Linked DNA regions of Homo sapiens: region 1 is linked to region 2. The links are chromatin contacts, found by Hi-C in ENCODE. All regions are on one chromosome and are shown on one strand. Each heading gives the region's core, a stretch centred on a gene start or an enhancer-like site at or near the end of the contact. The rest is flanking DNA. Distances are from core to core; before and after follow the strand shown.

The links. A loop is a pair of places that touch in the nucleus more often than their neighbours do. Pooled maps may share reads with other maps.
Region 1: a loop to region 2 is called in a pooled map, with 12 times the contacts of the local background. The contact joins the promoter of RABL2B here to the promoter of NCAPH2 in region 2. A Hi-C loop is called at or near these places in 1 of 50 pooled maps.

The regions. Positions count from the first base shown.
Region 1 is chr22:50,782,224-50,785,875 of GRCh38, reverse strand. RABL2B (RAB, member of RAS oncogene family like 2B) reads left to right here and starts at 2,240. Exons shown (of 9, transcript NM_001130919.3): 1 at 2,240-2,375; 2 at 3,529-3,652. The coding sequence starts at 3,582. It also overlaps the pseudogene RPL23AP82. RefSeq lists a silencer at 2,069-2,308.
Region 2 is chr22:50,506,780-50,510,315 of GRCh38, reverse strand. It overlaps NCAPH2 (non-SMC condensin II complex subunit H2), which reads right to left and starts at 2,092. Exons shown (of 20, transcript NM_152299.4): 1 at 1,871-2,092. The coding sequence starts at 1,978. LMF2 (lipase maturation factor 2) reads left to right here and starts at 2,614. Exons shown (of 14, transcript NM_033200.3): 1 at 2,614-2,734; 2 at 3,281-3,534. The coding sequence starts at 2,641. RefSeq lists silencers at 1,554-1,843, 2,514-2,613 and an enhancer at 2,834-2,883.

The sequences.
Region 1 (3,652 bases), core at 991-3,490, 280 kb before region 2:
TCTCACCTGCCCAAATCAGACATTTTAACACACACACCTCTCAACAGCAGGACTTACAGACACAAAACTCTGAGGTAAAGGATTGTCTCAACTCCCTGGTGTCTCAACGAACTAAAACACTGCCTAGCGCAGGTGCACCATCAACCTTATTCACTAAATACACCTCTGTATATATTCTTCATCTTTGATTGTGGAAATGATATAATCAACATAAAAATGTTTTATAGATTGGACTAAAGACCTTTGAGGTCTCTTCACAGGATCCTATCTGGCGGACCCCCAAATCTGCCAACACAGAGGTCATCCGTAAACACGTGCAGGACAGAGGCCAGACAAAACCATCTCTCTCAGCCTCAAAGTGGCCTGGCAGTCACATGTGGGGTCTGGCCTGTATGAGGAAGTCAGGCTTTCGGCTCCAGGCACCCTACTGCACCGCAAAACCAAGTTCTGCCTAAGAAACAAAAAACAGCCTGCTCACTCTCCCTAATATCCCAGGTGGTAACCTAAGAGCATTATCTGCTAGACACCCCTCCTCCTCCACCCTCCATGTCCAAGCTATCACCAAGGTCCTAGCAATCTTACCTCCTAAATGTCTCCCAAATCCACTTCTCTCCCTTCACTGTCCAGGCCACCAGCATGACTTCTGCATGTGTGTAGCAGCCTCCGCGCAGGACGTAAAGATGCAAATCTAGTCGTAGGCTCTCTGAAAGGAAAATTTTGGGGACCCAAAATTACTAAGCTAAAGGAAAAGTCAAGCTGGGAACTGCTCAGGGCAAACCTGCCTCCCTTTCTATTCCAAGTCACCTATCTCCTCACTAAGATAGGTGCATATCTGATTCCCTGCTTTGGAGAGGCTAATCAGAAACTCAAAACAATGCAACCTTTGTCTCTCACCTACCTGTGACCTTGGAAGCCCCCTCCCTGCTTCCAGTTGTCCCCAGCTTTCTGGATGGAAGCAACGTACTTCTTACATATATTGATTGATGTCTCATGTCTCCCTAAAACCAAGCTGTGCCCTGACCACCTTGGGCACATGTCGTCAAGACCTCCTGAGGCTGTGTCACGGGTGCACCTCTTTCTAAATTACCTGAAACCATCTCAGATAGGGTTCACACATCCCTTTCCCAAACCCTCCCAGGAGCCCCTCGTGGGCGCCCAGGTCCTGCGTGCTGTTGTGGCCCAGGCTCACCTGGAGCAACTCGACTCTTCGTTACAGCCTCGTGAACCTTTCAGTTCCTAAAGCTGTCTAGCCTGTGAAAGGAAAATGAATCTGGGGGCCCCAAAATCACTAAGCTAAAGGGAAAAAAGCTGGGAACTGCTTAGGGCAAACCTGCCTCCCCATCTATTCAAAGTCACCCCTCTGCTCACTGAGATAGGTTAATATGTGATAGCCTCCTTTGCGGAGGCTATTCAGAAACCCGAAAGAATACAACAGTTTGTCTCTCACCTACCTGTGACCTGGAAGCCCCCTCCCTGCTTCGAGTTGTCCCGCCTTTCCCGAGGGAACCAACGTTCATCTTACATATATTGATGTCTCCTGTCTCCCTAACATGTATAAAAGCAAGCTGTGTCCCGGCCACCTTTGGCACATGTCAAGACCTCCTGAGGCTGTGTCACGGGCGTGCGTCCTCAACCTTGGCAAAATAAACTTTCTAAATTGACTGAGACCGTCTCACATATTCGAGGTTCACAAGCCCATGCATGGGGACGTCCCCTGGGGTAGCGCCCCTCCTCCACTGAGCTCACTCGCTTCCCCCTTGTGTGTTTTCTTCAGAAGAAATTTCGCAGCTACTTGGTCCACACCTGTCTGCCCCACAGGAACCTCTCTTCTCCACAGGCACATGGGCGGCGTACCTGCTGGGCTGTGTGGAGAGGACCGGGTTCCTCTCCTGATTCCTGCTCAGTTAATAACGAATGTCGACAAGTCGAGAAAATTGCTCAAATTTACCCCATCAAAGAATTAAAAACTGGTGAAAGCTTGACCTGCGCCCCCCACCCCTGACGTGCTCACCGCTCCACTCCCTCTAGGCGGGCGGCACCCGCTGAAGCCTCGGTACCACACCCACAGCCAGGAGCCCCAGTCCCGCACTCGGCCGCATGCGCACTCCCTGCGGCCCTCCCGCCAGGCGCCGCGCTGGGCAGCCAGCGCCCCGGCGGGGTCCTTCAGGCCTTCGGCCGGGCAGCCTCCCTCGGGGTCCTTGTGCGGTTGCGTAGCAGCTGCGAGGACGCGGGCCGAGCCGGAAGTGGAGTGCGCTGCGGCGCGAGCTGGGCCGGCGGGCGTGGTTCGAGAGCGCGCAGAGTCCAGACTGGCGGCAGGGCCCGAGGGGCCGACCCGCAGCGTCCCTGGTCTCTCCAGCCCTCACTCGGAACCGCACGTGAGGGCAAATCCGCCCCGGTGGCTGGCTTAGCACGCGGGGACAGCCCCTCCGAGGCCTCCCTAGCGGTGTGGGCGAGAGGGCGTCCGGGTCGGGGGAAGCACGGAAAGGTGGCTTCGCGAGGCTGTTGTGGGGGGCGGGACGGGCAGCCTGGCGATGCCTGGACATGGTTGGTGGCCAAAAACATTTATCGAAAGATAGCTTACCCACTTAGATGGCAAGGACACGGACAAGCAAGTCTTCGCCCGTAAGCGGTGGCTCACGCCTATAGTCCAGGGATGCCGAGGAGGGAGGATCGCTTGAGTCCAGGAGTTGGAGGCTGCAGTGAGCCGTGATCGCGCCACCGCACTCCAGCCTGGGCGACAGAGTGAGACCCTATCTCTAAACAAAAGAAAGAACGTCTTCAAGCATGGAGCCATGAAGCTGGATTTGGCTTTCTGTCGCTCTCTCTACAGGGTACAGGTGAAAGGGGGCAGACCCCTCATCATGCTTTCCAGGCATCTGCCACTTCCCAGGAATTGTCTCCCTGGATAAACAAGGCGAAGTCCCTGGCTGTGCAGAAGCAGTAGCTGTGTGGTGGCACAGTCAGGAAAACTCGGGGGCCCTGTTGGTATTTTCTACCCCTGACCCGTGTGCATACTTCTGTCGTAGCTCTCACCACAGTAGACTCTGCTATCATTGTGTCTTCCATCCTCTGAACCCTGTGCAAGGTCTGCTCATGGTGAATGCCCAGTAAGGCTCACCTATTGCTGCTGTCTCATCATCATATCATTTCTATGTGCCCCCCTAGCTAAGAGTCTGGACTGTGGTTACATTCTCAGGAATGTTTGCAAAGTCATATTTAGGTGTGAGGAGAGTAAAACAGAGCTAGACATAATGTTGCACACAGCCTTTGGCACTGGATGCCTGGTGAATGTCTTGTGCAAATGGGTAACGTGAGGAGCAGCATTTGGGGTGCGCAGGACTTAACTATTTGTGTATAACATATTATTGATGCCTGTGTGTCATACTCTGCTACTCCAAGTCTAGTAGTCAATTGCATACCATATCTCAGTCTGGCACTGAGGGAAGCAGTCTGGAGGGAGGTACAGCTGGAGATTTGGTTGAGGGGACTTATCTCTGACAACAGCCTCTTGTTGATCTTCCCAGACAGTGACAATACCCTCCCCTCCCTTGGGCTGGACCCCTCTCTACAGCTAGGAGCCAATGGCAGAAGACAAAACCAAACCGAGTGAGTTGGACCAAGGGAAGTATGATGCTGATGACAACGTGAAGAT
Region 2 (3,536 bases), core at 843-3,342:
CAGCCTGGGCAACACAGTAAGATCCTCCTCTCTGATTTTTTTTTTCTCCTTTTCCTTGCCATATGAAGTCCCTCTTTATTTAAAAACAAAAAAGAGGCCGGGCGCGGTGGCTCACGCCTGTAATCCCAGCACTTTGGGAGGCCAAGGCAGGCGGATCACGAGGTCAGGAGATCGAGACCATCCTGGCTAACACGGTGAAACCCTGTCTCTACTAAAATACAAAAAAATTAGTTGGGCGTGGAGGCGGGCGCCTGTAGTCCCAGCTACTGCAGAGGCTGAGGCAGAATGATGTGAACCCAGGAGGCGGAGCTTGCAGTGAGCTCAGATCGCGCCACTGCACTTCCGTCTCAGAGTGAGACTCCGTCTCAAAATATATAAATAAATAAATAAAAACAAAAAAGAAGATTCCCAAGTGGGGGCAGAAAGCATGAAGATCTTCCACCAAGAAAAAGCTTGGAGGGGCCATAGGTTGACTGGTTCAAAAGAACAAGATACAAAACAGCCCAAAATGAGGCTAAAATGGAGAGCAGAGCCAGGTTCAGAGAAGGAAATTTGGGTTTTATTCTGGGCATAATGGAAAGCCACTGAGGGGTTGATTTTAGGCAGAAAACAGTGCTGTGGCCAGATTTTAATTTTTAAGAGTCACACTTGCTGCTGGTTGGAGCACGAATTGGACGGGACAAAAACAGGGATAAGGGAACCCAAATAGGAAGGTTTTACACAAATCCAGGCCAGAGACAATGGTGGCCTAGACCAAATAAAATGGACAACAGATGAATTCAAGTGATATTCCGGTGGTATAACTGATGGAATTCATGGATGAACTGAGTGTTAAGCATGGGGCTTCACTATAGCCACATTTAGCTTTTGCTTTTGGTTGAACAGCGGTGTCATTTTCCGAGATGGGAAAAGCTGGGGTTTAAGCAGAAAAATGAAGAGTTCCACTTTAAATATGTTAAATGAGATGTTTGCGTGACACCCACTAGATGTCAAGAGAGCAGCTGGATATGTAAAGTAGATTTGGAGGAAAGATCTAGGATGGAGCTGCAGATCTGGTAGTTGTCCTAATACAGGCAATATTTAAAATCATAGAAATAAATGACACTTCAGGGTAAATGCATCAGAAGATGACCTAGGCCCCATCCTGAGGAACTCAACACTTAGAGACTGGATAGAAAAGAAAAATCAGGCAATGAAATAGGGAAAAAAAATCCTACCACCATGTTTCAAAAAGAAAGGAGTGGCCAGTCCAACAAATGCTGACTTATGTCCCTTGGATTTGGTAGAATGGAGATCACTGCTGATCAAGACAAGAAACATTTAAGTGTCGTGGACGCCAGACTGAGCTGGGCTGAGGAGTAAAAATGAAGCGCAAATATGGAGCAGACAGCTTAACACAGGTCTAGACAGGGCTGTCAAACATGGAAGAAACACTAATCGCTAACAGGATAGAGCATGGCAATAGCTTGAAATTGGTTTGAAAATCCAAGATAAAAAATTCCTCTGACATCGTGATCCAGACCTCTCAAACACACAAGCATGCTCGCAATAACTGCAATAAAAGCAATAATGCTTTCTAGTCTATTCCACTACGTTAGAGAAACGGCTGGTCACCACCCACTCAATCATTCACGGCTCGCTGACGGGTAGAAACCTGCAATGACAGGTCCACGCTAATCCAACAAGGGATGATTTGGGGAGGCAGAGATGGAGTTTGAAAAGAAGCAGGGAGCCCGAGGACCTGCGCGGCCAGAGCGCCAGATAGCCATAGGCGTGGAGACGGTGGGGCGCCCACAGCCCCGGGCCCGGAGCCCCCGCCCCGCAGCCCCACCCGCCGGCCCACCCCGCGTCACTCCCCCGCCGCCCTTACCTCCTCCAGATACTCGCCCAGCTGGGCCGCCACGTCCACCTCCCAGTTCTTGGTGAGGTCGCGGATGGGCTGCAAGAGGTGGGCGAAGCGCGCCTCCACGTCCTCCATGTCCGGGAGGGAACGGGCGGCAAAGGGACCGCAGGGCTGCCTTCCGAGGGGTACGGCGTCCTCAGCCCGCCACTAGTTCTGGCGCCATTTTGCTGTTCCCGCCCAGGAAAATGCGTAGGCGCGGCGTCGCGCGCATGTCTATGACGTAACGTGGGCAAAAGCCAGAGAGGCGAACCCCGGCGCCGCGCAGCGGGAGCTCACCGGAAGAGTCGCGGGGCGGGGTCGAAGCCTCCGGGAGGGGGGGGTGGGCGGAGCTTTGGGCTGCCACCAGTTTGGACGGGAGGGCTTTTGGGGCCGCCGTGGGTCGGGCGGGGCGGGGTGGGGCGGGGCCTGGAGCTGCCGCGGGCGAGCGGGCCGAGGAGGCGGGGCTTGGGGGCTGCCACGGGTTGGGGGGGCGGGGCGGTGAGGAGGCGGGGCCTGGGGCAGCCGCGGGCGGGCGGACGGGCCGAGGAGGCGGGGCTTGGGGCTGCCACGGGTTGGGCGGGCGGGGCGGTGAGGAGGCGGGGCCTGGGACTGCCGCGGGCGGGCGGGCGGGCCGAGGAGGCGGGGCTTGGGGCTGCCACGGATTGGGCGGGCGGGGCGGTGAGGAGGCGGGGCCTGGGGCTGCCGCGGGCGGGCGGACGCGGAGGGCGGGCCCTGCTCTAGCGGGCCGCGTAGCGGACATGGCGGGCTCCCGGCTCCCGCGGCAGCTCTTCCTCCAGGGCGTGGCGGCCGTCTTCATGTTTGCTTTCGCTTCCCTCTACACGCAAATCCCAGGTGAAGGCACCCAGGGTGGGACACCCCCAGCCTCGGCGCGGGACCCTATGTCCTCTTTTCTCTGTGCCCGGCACTCACGCAGTCCGGGGTTGGGAGTGAGGGCCAGGCCTTGGCGTGGGGTAGGGGGCGGCGGTTCGTGTCCTGCAGGCCGCTGTGGGGGTAGGAAGGTGTGCGGTGATCCATTTCCCGTAAGGCTCTGGACTCTGACCTGGGGTGGGGGACAGAACTCTGAGAGAGGTGGGAGAGAGGCTTCCTCCCAGACCTGGTGGGACAGGTAGGAGATCGGGCTGAGACCTGGAAGAGGGCAGTGGGCTCTGCTGGGTGGGAGGCCCTGACTCAGGTAGTTGAGCAGGCCTCTAGCCCTGGGACGGGGTTTTGACAGGTCCCGACCTGGGGGACGGGCTCTGGAGGGACTGCAGACTCTGACCTAGGGATGGAGGTATCCGCATGCTCTGACCTAGGCTGGGGGATCTGCAGGCCCTGACTCAGAGGTAGTCTAGTCTGCAAGGGCTGTCCAGGGCCTGGCCATGACATGCCCTCCCACAGGCCTGTATGGCCCCGAGGGCATCCTACCTGCAAGGAGGACGCTGCGGCCTCAGGGCAAGGGGCGCTGGCAGCAGCTGTGGGAGACCCCGACGCTGCTGTGGGAAGCGCCGAGACTGGGGCTGGACACGGCCCAGGGCCTGGAGCTGCTGAGCCTGCTGGGTGCACTAGTGGCCCTGGGAGCCCTGCTGCTGAGCCCACTGCGCCACCCTGTCATCTACTTGCTGCTTTGGGCCGCCTACCTGTCAGCCTGCCAGGC